Linked DNA regions of Homo sapiens: region 1 is linked to region 2. A link is an interaction called in ENCODE POLR2A ChIA-PET data of the cell type or tissue named here. Cell type or tissue: GM12878. All regions are shown on one strand. Links, peaks and the distances in the headings refer to the core of each region. The heading gives the core; the rest is flanking DNA. Region 1 overlaps MAPKAP1 (MAPK associated protein 1). Region 2 overlaps PBX3 (PBX homeobox 3).

Region 1 (5,391 bases), core at 178-5,177, 110 kb before region 2:
GCCTTAACTCAATTAGAGCTCCAATTAAAAAGTGGAATATTCAGGAAGCATTCAGCCTTCCCCAAAAGAGGTTAAGAGGGGAATGGAGAGATCAGAAAGCAATGGATCTCCACTGGGATGTCCTTAGAAGGATAGGTTTCAGGAGAAAAATAGACATTTTACTAATCACCTCATAACCTCCTAAGGCAGGTGTCTAATGTATGAACTACCAGGATGGTCCAAGACAACCTACGTTAGCCCATTTAAGTTATTTTCATTAAAGATGGGGTGCATAATAAGGGTTCAAAATTACAAACTGTAGGCAACTCATCTATCGTAGTAGTAAGAGTCCTTGAAAAAAAAACATGAAACAGAAAATTTCACATTAGCACAATTTTAACCCAAAATGGCAAAATTAATTTTTGCAACACAATTGTCCCTTTGCAATCACTGCTAATGTTAAGAGACCAGATAAAGAATTATTAGCACCATTAATGTAATATCGAAGTCACACCTATACATCCTTTTCCATAGAAAATGGTTCTTAATTTTCAAGTTGTTCTGCTTTATTAAAGCTCATTACCATTTCTCTTTTAATAAGTGCTCTTTAAAGTCATTACCTGCAGTGAAGTTAAAGGCAGAGCTATTAAAAGGTTACTTTAATGTGAATAATAGCCTCCCAATATACTCAAGTTAATTACTATTGGAAACTGGTTCTATTTTAATTTAATGCTGAACGCTTAATGAAGGATCTGCCGGGGTAGCAAAACTGACAAAAATTATTCATGGTCAACAGACCTATTCTTGCTGTCTCATTTAAAGAGATAATATCCATTTCTAGTTCTACATAACTGCATTTAAAGATCAAAATTACATATTAACATTTTTCTCTGTATATCTAATTGAATATGAAAAATGTGTTTTTTTAATATATTCAAGAGCATGTTAGACATAGCGCAATCATCAGTCATAATGTGGCAGCCCCTCAAACATGTAGGAGGTGGAAAGGAATCTCAAAACCACTACAAGGAGAGTTTTGAAGACAAACAAATTCATTCTGGGTCCTTTGTGTCTGCGCATAAAAAGTAACCGTCACCAAAAGAAAAAGGGGAGGGGAAAGGCTGAAAGGAGATGAGCTGAAAGGGACACTAGAGCCAAGGGGGACCTGAAGAGCAGGCCTCTGCCCAGGCAGAGAGAAATACAAGCCCCCTAGCTTTGCAGAAGAGCTACAGAGGCAAACCCCAACCCCAGCCTCCTCACAAAAGGATGTGACTGGAGTCCTTCCACTGTGGCCAGCCTCAAGTAAAACACATGCACACTTTCCCCCAACACCTGAGAAACGAAGCTCAGTGAGAACGCAGATGACAATGGAGTTTTAAAGACAACTCAGGTTCAATGACAAACATAGATTTTTCTTTCTCAAGCTAATTTTACTTAAAAAGATACCAAATTGGCCAGGTACGGTGGCTCACGCCTATGATCCCAGCACTTTGGGAGGCCAAGGCGGGCAGATCACCTGAGCTCAGGAGTTCAAGACCAGCCTGGCCAACATGGTGAAACCCCGTCTCTACTAAAAATGCAAAAATTAGCCAGGCGTGGTGGCAGGTGCCTGTAGTCCCAGCTACTTGGGAGGCTGAGGCAGAAGAATCACTTGAAACTGGGAGGTGGAGGTTGCAGTGAGCCAAGATCGCACCACTGCACTCCGGCCTGCGTGATGGAGCAAGACTCTGTCTCAAAAAAAAAAAAAAAAAAAAAAGTACCAAGTTTCCTTGACATCCATATAGAATAAATGCATTATAATCAACTCATGTGAGACAATGTCAACTACCCTCTGCCTACTTGGCCACTTGTTTATCCCTGTCAGTGTGCTGACTCTGGAATGCAAACACCTGGAAGGCAGAGTTCCGATCATGTAAAATTATTCCCCATAGGTGCCACTAAATAAAATTTTTAAAAATTTTTTGAGATAATTGTGATAAAACAAAGCTGCCCTTAACATTAATTCAGTAATGATATCTTGAGAAGTATTAAAATGCTAACCAAAAATGGGCTCCTCAAATATTACATCAACTGTACACAAAGGTATTCCCCATATTTTAAATTACATACTTCATGAATATTAAAGAAATGCTTTTCCTGTGTCAATCTGAGAACCACCTCAAAGCCTTTGGGTGGTGAAAAGACTAGAGATCTTAGTATTATAAATGCCTGGGATAGAATAAATTTAAAACTAATACAGAGGTAGAGGTAGGAGGATCACTTGAGCCCAGGAGACCAGCCTGGACAACAGAGCAACACCCTGTCTCTTCAAAACAAAACAAAACAAAACAAAACAAAAAACTAATACAATGCCATCAGGAGGCCATGAGTCTCACAAATTTAGCTTCAAAGCCTAGCCATCATTTATCCCTTCCGTGAAGTTTCAGTTTCCTTCTCTGTACAACAGTAAGGAATGTTATGAGGACTGAACAAATTGCTACATATCAAGTCCATTAGAGGACTTGGTACAAAATAAGACTCAATAAAATGGAGCTATGGTAATAATGATAAAACCTTCCTTAAAAGGGGGCTTAAATCTCATAGGCTAGATTTTATGAATTTTGTTTCTAAACTAAAACAATAACATCATTTAAAAAGACTTGTTTTAAAGCTAGAAACCTAATAAAATAGAAAGAGGAAAAAAAGGTCATCATGGTTGAAAAAAGAACCCAGCAAGTTATTGTTTTGATACCATAATTAGGAAGAGAAAATGAAAGTCAGCAAAACCACAGTTTTAGAAAAGTGGTTATTAGATTTTCTTCTTTCCACAGTGGAAAAAGTCCTTCCTGTTGAAGAAGGCAGTGAAATTTTATCACAGCTATTGCTATTCATAAATCTTATATCTATTTTAATTCAATCTGGCCCTAGCCTCAGAGTCGCTGCACCACAATTTGATTACTATAACCATACTTTTTAACTGCTGTCAGGAAAGACAGCGCCTTATACAAACATCTGCCGGAACACATGCCTGCGTTCTCCAGCACCAGCCTTAAATCACGCTCTGGTGATGAATCTTTATCTGACACTAATACTTTTTAACTTCATACGGACAATTAAAATGAATTGTAGCTAAATGCACATATAACAAATCAATTTAATCTTTGGTTGCATAGCAGCATATTTTGCAAATTTCCTAAACTTACATGTATTTTGTAAAATTTCTTACATGTATCTTTGTCTAGGTGTTAAACTTCAGTTTAACAGAAAGTAAAGTGGAAATACTAATAAAACACAGCTCTTATGATACTGCCATGTAGTTGCAAGCCTCAAAGAATAATGACATTTGAAATTTATCACTGCCATTTTTAAAAACTTCCACATTTCTATGTGGAGAGTACCATTCTGGGCTTCATTATAAGAGTGACCAAAGCTGAATTCCCTGGCCTGTAGGAATACAACTGAAATTCGGACAACCACACCAAGGATAAGAAACTGGCTCAGATCCGAGCCGTAGACAGTATTCATCTACTATTCATCTATAGTGCCCATCACATTTGCTCTCTGGTTTGTTGTTCGTGGTTCTGTTCCTCTGCTCGGTCAGGTGCACCTAATGTCATGGACCACTGTCACAGTCCTCAGCACTGGGCACGATCATTCATGTAAAGTATAGTTTCTCCACTTGATGGCCATATGGCCGCTCTTGTCTTTTAAGTTCCCCAAGGGCAGTCAGCCCCATTTTATTTATCAGTGCACGGTGCAGAGCTGGTATGCAATAAATGTTTGAAATGAGCCAGTACAGTGTGGGTGCCTAGTAAATGATGTATTCGATGGATAGAGATGTGTGAACGAATCCACTCTGCACACCAGAAAAATCAATGGAAATAAACAAACATTTGTGAGGCACACACCAGTTACTACGTGTGAAAGCATTCCCCTTCCCCAGTCCCAATATCTTTTTTTTTTTTTTTTTTACATGTAAGGAAGTTAAGGCTAACAAGATGCAGTAACTTGCCCAATCCATATAACTGATAAAAAGATCTGAAGCAGTCCGTCAGGTTTCAAGTCCACTGCTAAAGGAAAAACTTTTGTTTTTAAATTTTAAAAAATTTCAAATGTTAACTGTTTTTGTTTTCGCCATAACAACGACTGCAAGAGTCTAGGAAAAAGAGCTGTGGTACTGGAATAGGAGAAAAAGGAGCTGAATACCAGCTCTGCCACACACTAGTGGGGAATCCTTGAGCACCTCACTTTCTCTCTCTCAGCCTGTTCCCTCACCTGGAGCTAATACTCCCTAGATCACTGTTCTGTTAGGATAATTAAGAGGAAAGTTCCAATGTATACACAAAAGATTAACTCTTCAAAAGTTGTAGTTTTCCCATCTGTACCCCCCTACATCTCACTGATGTCAATCACCTCCCTAATCACAAAACTCTGGAATCTTAAAGCCAAAAAGAATCCAAGAGGTCATCTAAGCCACATTCCTGATTCTAAACACGCAGAAATCAAGGCTCATAGATGAGAGATTACTTGTCCTACATCAGAGAGAAGGAACTGCATGGCCAGGACTAACACTCAAGTCTTCTGATTCCCTGTCAGTGTTCCTTCTAACACATGGCCTAGTAGTCCTGGAAATCAAGTTTCCATTTTGTATGAACCCCATTAATGAAAATAAAAATCTCAGCTGGGCACAGTGGTTCATACCTGTAATCCCAGCACTTTGGGAGGCCGAGGCAGGCGGATTACCTGGTCAGGAGTTGGAGACCAGCCTGACCAACATGGTGAAACCCCGCCTCTAGAAAGAATACAAAAATTAGCTGGGCGTGGTGGCACGCACCTGTAATCCCAGCTACTTGGGAGGCTGAGGTAGGAGAATCGCTTAAACCCGGGAGGCGGAGGTTGCAGTGAGCCAAGATCACACCACTGCACTCCAGCCTAGGCGACAGAGACTCTGACTCAAAAAAAAAAAGAAAAGAAAATAAGAAAATAAGAATCTCTGAGAATTAGAACACTTGGATTCTATGCCCAGCTAGGTGGAGCCTAGGCTGTCATTTGATTTCTCTGGATAGAGGTCTTCAAGATAGTAAAATCATGGCCTCATTCTTCGAGGGAGAAGACAATCTCTCTACTGCAAACCATGCAGAGCAAAGTACCCCAGGATGAGAAGGCTGAATGTAAAATGACACCATCCCTAGTCCCCTCCATACCTACAAGGATTGTCTCCTGGGCTAGACCTCAGTGCTCGATATTCATTCCAACCAGATTCCCTCTTCTAACCTGGTAATTAGTCAGGTAGTGAGAAGGTAGTACAACAACAGTAATCTCATTGTAACAAAAATACGTCCATGTTGTTTACCTCTTAGTCCCCTAACCTCCAACAATTACAATCAACACGTCTTAAATGACACCTGGCATCTGCCTCATTTAAAATTACTC
Region 2 (5,391 bases), core at 281-5,280:
CTACAAGAAGGTTAAGGTTTACTCAAACATGGAACTTCTATCTATAAACCATGCATAGAGGATGGAATTGCAAAATCCTGGCCTAACTGTATTTGCTGGGTATGGTTAGAAGGAAGAGGGTTTGGGTAAGGCATTCCTACTGGGGTTTAGTTCAAGTGTCTGAATTCCACCACTGTAGCTGTGACTCTGGACCCAGTAAACCATATCTTCTCTTCAGAGCCATGTGGATTATTTAGTCACCACAGCTGCCATGCATGCATACTACCAAGGCAGGCATCTCTTCGGTGTGCATGTGTGATGCCTGTTAATGGTAATGTGAGTTACGAATGTGCACAGAAAGGAGGATGAGTTTCTCCTGAGACAAAAGTCCTGATTACATTTCGCTGTGAAGACGACTTTTAGTGTACCTACCACATTAGCTGCTTTTCTAAATGAAACACTTGGTTACTTTAAATTCTCACTCCCTTCTCTGATTCCCTGAACTAGTTAAATCAGTGAATCCTCATTAGTCTCTGATTACTTGCAAAATTTCATTTAAAACATATGAAGTTATTTTTGATTGAAAAGGGAACAAAAAGCTTTTGAAATTGCATGTTATTATTTAAACAAAGGTTTCTACAGGCTTTCAGATGTACTAAGCCCTGCAAATAATTTATAGAGGAATTATTGGGAAGGACTTATGAAATTCTTGAATGGCATTTGATGGGGAGGAAATCATTGCATTAAAAAATATATATATTTGAAATGGCAAGCTTAAATGTGCATCTTACCTTTACTATCCAAGTGTCCTTAAATGAGGAAGAATTGACTTAGGTGGTCTTACAAGTTTCATTTTTCTTTCTTTTCTCCTCCCACCATTGTTTTTTTTTAAAAAAAAAACTACAGGTGAAGGTTGTTGGAATTCATAGTCAGATATATCATTTTCAACTTGGAATAGGAACTAGAGCAGGAAATTGATTTTATATTTATTATGAAAGCAAGAACTCTGCCACCAACTGACAGCCATCCATGTTTTAGTTTTGTGATAATTGTTCACAGACATTACTCTGTAGTTGGTCCAGATTATTTATAATGTTGATTGGGACTGTTGGTCCATTAAAAGATATGTGTGTAATTAATATCTTTAATTAAACCTAGTAATATTGGCATATTTTATTTTTCTTTTACACTGGATCTTGGGTCTAGGATTAACTGTCAGTACTGGTAAGAACAAGTTATAATAGATTGTGCAGTGATTTCTGTGGCTTCATGGATGTATTTATTACCATTTTTGAACAAATTACACTAACATGAAAAGTTGTATTTGAAATGATTGTGTGCTAGATAAGGTGATACATTACAGGAATGGTTGGGTTTATGGAGCTTTATGCAGAGGTTTTCTCAGAAATTATAGCACAGGGCTGTCACTATAAAACCCAGTGATACAGTTGGTAATAACATACAGTGAAGATATTTTTAGATTTTCACTTGTTATTCAAATAAGTGAGAAACCTCCAGTTTTTCTCATCATATTTCTTTGTTAGAATCAGTAGAGAAAAAAATGAAGGAAAATTCTTTTAACTGTGTATGAGGTGTGGGTGTTTGACTTGTCTGAATTTCCTCGTGTTCACCACTTGTTACAGCAGTGATGTGATACTGAGGATGTCCTTAGGAACTTACTGACTTCTTGGTTCTTGACCTTTTGACTGTGATCAAGTAGAGATACTGAATGCCTGAAAATGAAATGATGGACTCTATAAACATAAATTCTGTTCTGTCAATGTATTGCATGAACTAATTTTGATTTGCCTAAATTTATGGCATTTTGTATTCAATAAAGGAAATATTTCTTACTTTCAGTGTAATCAGTATAATGTTATAGTTCTAACATCAAACCAGTTTCCTTTTTTTTTTGACTGATTATCATTGTGGCTGCTTTTTAATTACTGTGATTATTATGTTACTTTTAAATTTCTAATATTTTGCAGAATATTGACATGCCATCTAATAGTGTTTTCTAAAGACTGAACTTTAATCAGTATGAGTGCTTTAACTTGAAAATTAGGAGTTCAAAGTTTTCGTTTAGATGACTGATGTTCAGTGAGTGAATAATTTCAGAAATATAAACATTTTCCAATATAAAAAAGTAGCTGTCAACCATTGTAATGTGAAAAAAAGATAAGATGTTCCCATAAAGTTTTCCCTTTCAGTTTTAAATGTTAGAATTGATGGCCAAGCTGTAGAATTTCTAAACCTCTTCTTCCTTAAGCGATTATAATTTGCTGAACTTTAATGCAGCATGCTGAAAAAATAAGCCTCTCCCCTCCAGAAGATTCCATTCATTTAATAATGATAATAAAAATTACTGCCATTTATTGAGCAATGTCTGTGTGCAGCAATGTCTGCGTGCTGGGTGCTTTACATGCATTTCTTTAAAAAAAATTCATGCTTTAAATCTAAAGTAATATATACTTATTGGGAAAAATAATATAATGCTGATGACATATTATTTCTTAAACTTGTAGCAATGCTCCAAGGTAGGTATTTTAATTCTCAATTTGCATATGAGGAAGGTGACACTGAGAGGTTAAGTAATTTGTCCCTGATCCCATAGTGAGTGACACCCCAGGCTGTCTTTGCTTCAGAGGTGGCAGCAGAACTACTCAACTTAGGCAGAGAAAGTAGTGGAAATGGTTGATTCAAAGATGGCAAAACCTGAGCTTAAAAAAATGTGGTCAGGTCCAGAGTGACACTGAGTGGCAGCAGAGCTGTGGTCAGCACTAGTGTAAATATTTGTAGACAACCATGTTTTACAGACTTCAGTTTAATGGCAAAAATCTGCCCTAAATGCCTCAGTAAATATATGCTGGAGAACAGAAGCCTATTCACTGAAGAAACAATTGACTTTAGCTTTTCTGTTGTTAAAGTGGCCCCTAGTGATAGTGCTGCAGTGACTAGATAGAGCAGAGGAGAATGGCTTCCTCCTGGCTGGTGGGCTGGCAGTTTCACTGGCACTGCCAAATGTACTTCCTATTTGTTGTGCAAGGGAATTGGAACAGTGAGGCATTTATCATATCATCCCCTACTCCTCATGCAAGCAAAAAAGGAGAAGTTGTCAATGAAAGAAAAAGAACTGTAATCGCACATTTACATATGCTTCTAATTGTTGATTTGGGGATTTTCTATGAATATAGCTTCACAAAACAGATGCTGTTTAAGAAAAGGGGGAACATAATTTTGTGGGCAATGAATTAAGTGTTTTTGTGGCCCTCTCATCCGTAGCTAGGAGCAGTTTGTGGACCGCGTCTGTGAACGCGGCTCATAATTGTTTTTCACACATAAGTTATGCAAATGAGCTTTTATGGCAACTGGCATAACAATTAGCATCCTCCAGCAATATTTTAGCAGGTTAATTGCAAAATTTCTAAATTGTACATCTGACTTGTTAATTAGGCATGACAGAGGTGGTAAAATAGTTATCTTCAGGCAGTGGCAGCCAGGAGCTGCTTGAAATGCAAAGAGCAACGATTGATTGGATTTGAGGGTTACAATTGTGGGAGCACTGCTGTTGTCAAGTGCCGCTGAGCAGCTCTGCTCCATCAGTTGCCTCAGAGCAAGAACTCGGTAGTTGCTGCGAGGATCCTGCCATTTACAAATCTGCTTTATTTAACTCTGCAACTCTTCCATTCCAACCTATCTGAGCAGTTTATTTCACGCGGTTTGTTCTGCGTTGGGATCATTAAAACGAGATGGCAACACAAATTATTTTGTGCTCGAATTTCAGGACGCTGAAAGTTTACTTTCTATTTTAAAGTTCATCTCAACATTTTTCTCTTAAAATAGAAAAAAAGTCATAAATTCCCTATTTTAATTAAATTGTAAATTTCAGTTCTCAAGACTTCATATGTGATTATTTGCTTTTTAATGATTTAACTCTTTTAAACAGTGCATCTTTTTGTGCTTCATAGGTTCATTGCAGGAAAATACTGTTTGTGTATTTTAGTCTTAGGTTTTTTTTTTGAGACATAGGAGAAGAAAAGAATCTGATGTAAGGGTTTCATACAGTGGACAAATTCATTTTGCTTGTAGAATTTATAAAATAATATTAGCATGGCATATTGTGATGATATTGTATACCACTATTAGAATTCTATCTACAGTATGTTTTAAAAATTATTTTTTCAAAATTGTATTTAAATTTCTGTGGTCTATTTCATAGTTTTACTTGGATAGTAACAATAATTTGGTAAACATAAACATTAGTGAACACAGCATGATGGCACATTGTGCATCTGATTGTGCCAAAATGAACCATACCTTTTGTGTTTAAATTAGGCTAATTACATTTTTCTGTGCATATAAGTACCTACAAGTACACTGAATATGAAGTTAAGCATGTGTGAAATTTGATGTCACCTTTGAATTCACATATATTTTCTTGATTAAGCCACGTTGTGTGTAATGTTGAAATGTCATATTTTCATTTAAAAAGTAAATGTTCTACATGTGCAGCTGTACCAATATTTTACATTTTCTTATGACATGTGTATATGGAGGAAGTGCCATTTATGATATGTTGTCATCAATAATTTTGTCACTGAGAATAAAAGGCTTTAAACTCATCCACCCACTGGAACGTTTTATCATATTTATTTTAAGAGATATGAAATTAGTGAACAATTGAGCTTTTTATATTTAGGAGATGCAAATGTAACTGGATATTTACCATTAATGAAGTGCAACATAAATATCTCAGTGCCAATAAATTATACATAGCAACAGTGTATTCTATAGACATCTAATAAATAGTTTCTTTTTTCTTTTTTTTTTTGCTAGATCCTTTAGCTACATTCTTTATTATGGTCTAATTTACAGCCAATGGTGATATTTAATATTGGTTAACTTTTTAGAGTGATCTATTGCATTTGAAAATATTGTATTTTGAGTAAGAGTAAAACATTGTTCCATATCATTACATTTACTGATTAAATGCTCACTGATTTTTATCCATCACTATTCCACAATTCAAGCAAGAGTTTACTACAGTAATGCTTCAGTGGATAATATTTGGAATAGAGTAACCATTTTAATGAGGTTCATCGAGAGAGCTTCAGCAGGGAGCATTTCAGGTGTATTATGGCTTTTGTCTTGTCATGATGCATGTCTCCGTAACATTAGAGAAAAAGCTACAGGGCCCCACTCATCTCAGTTAATAATAATAATAATTTTAAAAAGTCAAAACAATAACACAAAACCCCTACCTTTCTAATAAAGTGTGAATAGAAAGATACTAAGAACAGGCAGCACTATGTGTTTTTAGGAAACTTGCTAAGTAAATACCATTTCTGTAGGTTAAATTTCCATCACATTTTTAACTGTCCCAGTATTGATCACCCTATAGAGGAATGAGAC

The links. ChIA-PET counts read pairs that join two places held together with the same protein. Peaks named below come from ENCODE experiments on the same cell type or tissue, not always from the same donor. Only the 100,000 strongest peaks of a DNase experiment are listed, where the experiment ranks them.
Region 1: POLR2A ChIA-PET joins it to region 2 with 5 read pairs; 4 of 35 experiments call an interaction of 5 or more read pairs at or near these places.

Annotation. Positions count from the first base shown.
Region 1 is chr9:125,644,024-125,649,414 of GRCh38, forward strand. All of the region lies in intron 4 of MAPKAP1 (MAPK associated protein 1), which reads right to left. Among named protein-coding and RNA genes, the nearest start is that of MAPKAP1, 60 kb to the right of the region's middle. RefSeq lists enhancers at 1,466-2,059, 5,242-5,391. In GM12878, for the core only: no CTCF peak of the experiment used is centred there; no DNase peak of the experiment used is centred there; H3K4me3 peaks cover 1,836 bases; H3K27ac peaks cover 3,215 bases.
Region 2 is chr9:125,756,415-125,761,805 of GRCh38, forward strand. The region is part of intron 2 of PBX3 (PBX homeobox 3); the gene reads left to right. Among named protein-coding and RNA genes, the nearest start is that of PBX3, 12 kb to the left of the region's middle. RefSeq lists enhancers at 2,299-3,960, 4,182-5,391. In GM12878, for the core only: no CTCF peak of the experiment used is centred there; no DNase peak of the experiment used is centred there; H3K4me3 peaks cover 1,974 bases; H3K27ac peaks cover 1,221 bases.